Regions from separate parts of the Homo sapiens genome. Here region 1 is linked to region 2. A link is a loop called in an ENCODE intact Hi-C map of the cell type or tissue named here. Cell type or tissue: HepG2. All regions are shown on one strand. Each heading gives the region's core, and the rest is flanking DNA. Links, peaks and the distances in the headings are about the cores only. Region 1 has its middle 39 kb from the start of LINC02152. Region 2 overlaps LOC105371072 (a long non-coding RNA gene).

The links. Peaks named below come from ENCODE experiments on the same cell type or tissue, not always from the same donor. Only the 100,000 strongest peaks of a DNase experiment are listed, where the experiment ranks them.
Region 1: a loop joins it to region 2, with 3 times the contacts of the local background. A loop is called at or near these places in 2 of 110 quality-filtered maps.

What each region holds. Positions count from the first base shown.
Region 1 is chr16:8,333,658-8,336,581 of GRCh38, forward strand. No RefSeq gene overlaps it. Among named protein-coding and RNA genes, the nearest start is that of LINC02152, 39 kb to the left of the region's middle. In HepG2, for the core only: no CTCF peak of the experiment used is centred there; no DNase peak of the experiment used is centred there.
Region 2 is chr16:8,390,084-8,393,007 of GRCh38, forward strand. It overlaps LOC105371072 (a long non-coding RNA gene), which reads left to right. Exons shown (of 3, transcript XR_933045.2): 2 at 1,920-2,039. Among named protein-coding and RNA genes, the nearest start is that of LINC02152, 95 kb to the left of the region's middle. In HepG2, for the core only: no CTCF peak of the experiment used is centred there; a DNase peak (open chromatin) is centred at 1,368; H3K27me3 peaks cover 447 bases.

The DNA of each region.
Region 1 (2,924 bases), core at 206-2,705, 56 kb before region 2:
TGGAACTGGTGCTCCACACTCAAGAGCAGAAGGCCCTTTATTGAGTCTACTTTAGACTACTGATATGGTTTGGCTCTGTGTCCCCACCCAAATCTCATCTCAAATTGTAACACTTGCTTGTCGAGGGCAGGACCTGGTGGGAGGCGCTTGGATCATAGGGGTGGTTTTTCCTATGCTGTTCTCATGATAATGAGGGAGTTTTCATGAGACCTGGTGGTTTAAAAGTGGCAGTTTCCCCTACTCTCTCTCTCACTCTCTCTTGCTCTCTCTCTCTCTCTCTGTCCTGCCACCTTGTGAAGAAAGTACTTACTTCTCCTTTGCCTTCCACCATGATTGTAAGTTGCCTGAGGCCTCCCCAGCCATGTGGAACTGTGAGTCAATTAAACCTCTTTTGTTTATAAATTACCCAGACTCAGGTAGTATCTTTATAGCAGTGTGAAAACAGACTAATACAACTATAAAGTAACCTGAAGATAGCAGCTTTATTCTCATCTGCCCTTGTTTGCTCATGTGGAACCGAGAATAGTTGTTCCTTGCCCTGAACTTATATTTACTACCCACTCTCCCTCTCCCTCCATCAGACTCTTATCATCTAACCTGGAGTATTTGGACAACTTCCTCAATGGAATATCCTCTTCCTCCCTTGCCTAACTCCCATCCATCCCAAACAGTACATCAGAATGTTCTAAAGTGCAAATCTGGTCATGTCACTCCCCAGCTAAAACTTTCTCAATATTTCCCCCAACAACTTCTGGAAAATAGTTCAAAGGCCTTACTCTAGCCTCGCCTCTCAGCCTCACCTCTTCCTTTCCCATTACAAACCTGCTGCCTCCTTGAAGCTCCTGGTGCTTACCTTGACCCAGGACATCTAACCCAGTCCTCCTGACTGTGACTGCACATTAGAATCACCTAGTAAGCTTCTAAAGATGGCAGCATCTGACCCGACCTCCTGGAGAGTCTTACTTCATTGATCAGGGAACGCAGGTGAAGATCATTAGCTGCCAGCATTGAATGTTAAACTCATCACCAGATTGGAATTGTCCCTTAATATATTGGTTCTCTAGACCCAGGGATTTTTGTTTCATTTTGTCATCTACGTTGTGGAACTTTAGGTGCAGAGATTGGCGTCATTCACCTTCCTCAGTTCCTGGCATTGTGTCATCCTTGTTCTAGAGCCAGCCTCTCTTTTGCTTCTTTTCTTCATTCCTTTCATTACAAACTGCAACATCAGTCCCTCCCTCTCCTTTGGCAATCATTCAGCTGTGTTTGCTGTGTATGCTTTCATTTGTTTATGGTCCTATACATTGCATATCACTGCTGTGTTTACATAATTTTTAGTTATATACATGAAGAGGGCTGTAGATTTTATTCTGTGCCTTTCCTTTTTGCACCCAGCACTGTTTTTTAAGAGTGCTCTGTGTTATTTAGAATACCTGATTGTTGTTTTAAAACTTTACAGAATTCCACAGTGTGCATCTCCCACATTTACCTGTCTCCTCCCCCCTTGATCACACCCATGCTGCCTCTAACTCCACCTCCTTGATGTCAGAGTGAATTTTGCTGGGCATGGTCTTTTGGGGGCCTGGGCAAGAATTTCTTCAAGATATGTACCCAGAAATACAATTTTCAGGAAAAATGGGGCATATATATTTTTATTTTAATGGACCAACTATTAGCTAACTGTCCTCCAGAATGGCTGCACCAATCTTTACTCTTAGGCCAGTATTTCAGTTGTTTATTCCAATATTCGGGGGATCAGCGATCTCTTTGAGAATCTGATAACACATTTGGAAACTCTACTTCAGAAAAAGTAAATATTATCATACAATACTTTTTTTACAAATGTTTATTAAGAAAAAATGTTTAAATTTATGTATCAAGGTGCATGTATTAGTTTACTTAATTTTTAGAATATTTTATGTTAGGTATTACTATTTTCATTGAGCTCAAGTTTACATAATGTGCAGTTAACAACTTTAAAGTACACATTTCAGGGGCATTTAGTGCCTTTACAATGTTATGCAAAGACTGACCACCGCTCTCTAGTTTCGAGATGTTTTCATCACCCCGGATGAACACCCTATAGCCTAAAAGTAATCACTCCCCATTTCCTCATTCCCCCATCCCCTGACAATCCATAGTCTACTTTCTTCCTCAATGGCTTTGCCTATTTTGCATATTTTACATACATGGAATCATAGAATGTGTGACCTTTTGTGTCTGGCTTCTTTGACATAGGATAATGTTTTCAAGGTTCATCCAAGCTGTAGCTGTTGCTGGTACATCATTCCCTTTTATAGCTAAATAATATTTCATTTTATGAACATACCACAATTTGTTAATCTATTCATCTGTTGATGGACATTCGACTTGTATCTGCTGTTTGTCTGTTATGAGTAATGCTTCTATAAACTTTGTTTACACATTACCATGTGGACCTATGTTTTCAATTCTCTTGGGTATATACCTAGGACTAGAATTGCTGAGTCATATGGTAATTCTATGTTTAACTCTGTTTGTTTGTTTGCTTGCTTGTTTTGAGAAAGAGTCTTGCTCTGTCGCCCAGGCTGGAGTGCAGTGGCGTGGTCTCGGCTCATTACAGCCTTTGCCTTCTGGGTTCAAGTGATTCTCCTGCCTCAGCCTCCCGGATAGCTGGGATTGTAGGTGTCCACCACCACACCCAGCTAATTTTTGTATTTTTAGTAGAGACAGGGTTTCAGCACGTTGGCCAGGCTGGTTTCAAACTCCTTACCTCAGTGATCCACCCGCCTTGGCTTCCCAAAATGCTGGGATTACGGACATGAGCCGCTGTGCCTGGCCTTGTTTAACTCTTTGAGGAATCATCAAACTGTTTTCCACAGTGGCTGCAGCATTTTGCATTCCTACCAGCAATACACAAGGGTTCCTATTTTCCCACATTTCTG
Region 2 (2,924 bases), core at 96-2,595:
CTCTTTCTGAGCCTTGGTTATTTTCACTCACAAAATGGAAACAAATAGCATCAGTCCCGCCTTGCTCATATGGCTGGCATGAAATTGTTCTTGCAAAATGTCAAGTGTTATAAGGATATAAATTATTCCTGGATACATGGCCCTGGCTATGTAGAGGGCTAAAGAACTCTTGACCCAGCAAAACCTGCTCTTCTCTCTTTGTTCCTCATTTCAATGAATGACAGCACCCAGTTGCTCGATGTAAAATACATGGGGTCATTTTTGTGCCTCTTATTTTCCCAAACTCCACTTTCAATCTCTTAGCAAATTCTATTTACTCCGACTTCAAACTATGTACCCGAATAATATGTTTCTCACCTCCACAATGACCCTCGTCGTTGGGCACCCACAGTCGCTTCATCACTGGCCTCCTTGTTTCCACCTTTGCCATCCTACAATCTCCTCTCCATCAAGCAGTCAAGGCAGGAGGTCCTTATGAAATGAGAATCAGATCATGCTGCTGCCTTGCCTTGCCCTCAGTGCTCCAGTTGCTCCCCATCGGCTTCATAAATTCCAGGCTGCTTCCCTTGAATGGCTCCCTGGGATCCTGCATGAACACAACTCCCCGCCCTCTCCCTCAGCTCAGTCTAACCTCTTCACCTGGGATTCTCTGCTACTCTTTGAACACACCAAGTACCTCCCTATCCCAAGACCTTTGCATGTTGTCTTTCTTCTGATTAGAGCTATTCTATCGAAACGTCACCATGGTTCTATCTTTCTCCATCAAACTCTGCCTAGGCAGTACCCCCTTATAAGAGCTTTCCTGAAAGTCCTGTTTAATGTAACACAGGGACACCTGGACACCATACACAGAAACATACTGTTTTCCATGTCATATGAACCCTCTACCCTCCTCTGCTTTTTCCCCTCATTGAAGTTATCATAACCTAACATTATATTACCTATGTATTTGTTTATCTGTTGATGTCTATCCCCCTCCAGAAAGTAAGAGCATGGAATTTGTCTGTCTTATTTATCACCCTTTCCCCCAAATTCTACATCAGTGGCCTGGGATATAGAGAACTCAAATATTTGTTGAATAAATGGATGGAGTTACTCCCCAAAATTGACTGGCTTTGGAAGACAAAAACCAATACTGATATGTGATTGTGTCTACCTGTAAATCTCTAATTTTAACTTTGCTTAGTTTAACTTAGATTCTACTAAGCCCACTACTTCTATCAGAGGTAAAAACCCTGTCCTTCCCAGGGTAAACAAACAGTGTTACAGGCTGGGCTGCTGTGTATTTCTCTTCTTAACCTGTTGGGAAATACAAAGTATAGACAGTCCCTGAAACCTCGTCCTGAGTTTTGACATGTGCCCTGAACTCTGGAATTCTCACACACAGTAATAATGGCTGACTCATTGTTTACTTTACTGGAAAGATATGAATCCTTACAGAATTTCAATTATTCGGAAATCTGCTCAGGTTAATAGCATTGTGATCCCATCCAAACGCAGGAGTGACTGTGGGTTATGTAAGGATATGTAAGTTAGTAAGCTATGTGCTTAATAACACTAGCTCCAGGTCAGGAGGAATTTATTTTTTAAATGGTGTATCATCAAGCAGTTTTATTGGAATGACCATGTGGCTGAATTAGGCAAGGTAGATCATTAATCGGCTTTTGAATTATTTCCATGGTTCCACTTGATTCATAAGAAAAATAAGAATTGCTAAAATCTTTAATGGTATCTTATTCTGTGCCAGGCAGTATGCTAAGCACTTTACTTACCTTGTCATCTCACTTAGGAAGACAATCACTTTTTACAACCACAAGGGAAATAAAATTGATGGCAATTTCTGTTTCTTACACCTGTCTTGAGGTTCAAATCTACTTTTCCAGATGCTTAACTAGACACCCCCATCTCAATTCCTACAGGCACCCCTAATTCACCTGGCCCCGAATGAATTCATCATCTTATTTCCCAGTCTCTCCTTGGACCACCCATCTCAGTGAATGCCATCACCATGCACCAAAGCATCAGAGGCAGAAAACAAGGTACACCCCTAATATCTGCCCTCTCCTTCCTTCTTCCCACCCATTGTCTCTGTCTAATGTCAAGAGGCTCTGTCTCCTCATCTCTATTAATTTTGCTTCTGCCTGTGGTGCCCATCCCTATGGGAAGATTTTACAGTCCTGCCTCATTGAGCCCAGGAGTAACCATGGCACCTGCTTTGTCTAATGGAATATGAGTAGAAGCATTGTGTGTCTCTATCGGGCATAACCTATAAGAGCCAGCTTGTGACTTGCTATGTCTATTTTGCCCTCTCCCACAAAAGCTAAAATAGTTTAGATAAAGCCTTCTCTGTCAGTCTGGATTCTGAATGAGGATGGAAAGGAGCAGAACCCCAGTTAGCCTACAACAGACATGAATTGCCAGTGAGAAACCAGACTTGAAATCCAGTGAAATCTGTACTTGTTACTGCAGCACAATCTAGCATATCCTGACTGATACATTATCTTAATAAATATCTGGCTTGGACTAATAACAGTTTTCCACCTGTTATTTCTCAGCTTCCGGGTCATCTTCCAAACTGCTGCCATAGTGATTTTTGTAGTGTGATCACATTATTCTCAATTCTCTAACTCAGGCGTCAGCAAACTTTTTCTGTAAAGGGACAGATAGTAAATATTTTAGGCTTTGCAAGCCATGTGGTCTCTTGCCACAACCACTCAACTCCGCTGTTGGAGTGTGAAGGCAGCCACAGGCAAAAAATAAACAAATGAGTGTGGCTGTGTTCCAGTAAACTTTATTTACGGAAGCTGAAATTTGGATTACATATCATTTTCACATGTCACAAAATATTCTTCTTTCAATTTTTGTTTTCAACCTTTTAAAATCGGACAACCATTCTTAGCTAACGGGCCATCCAAAACCAAGCA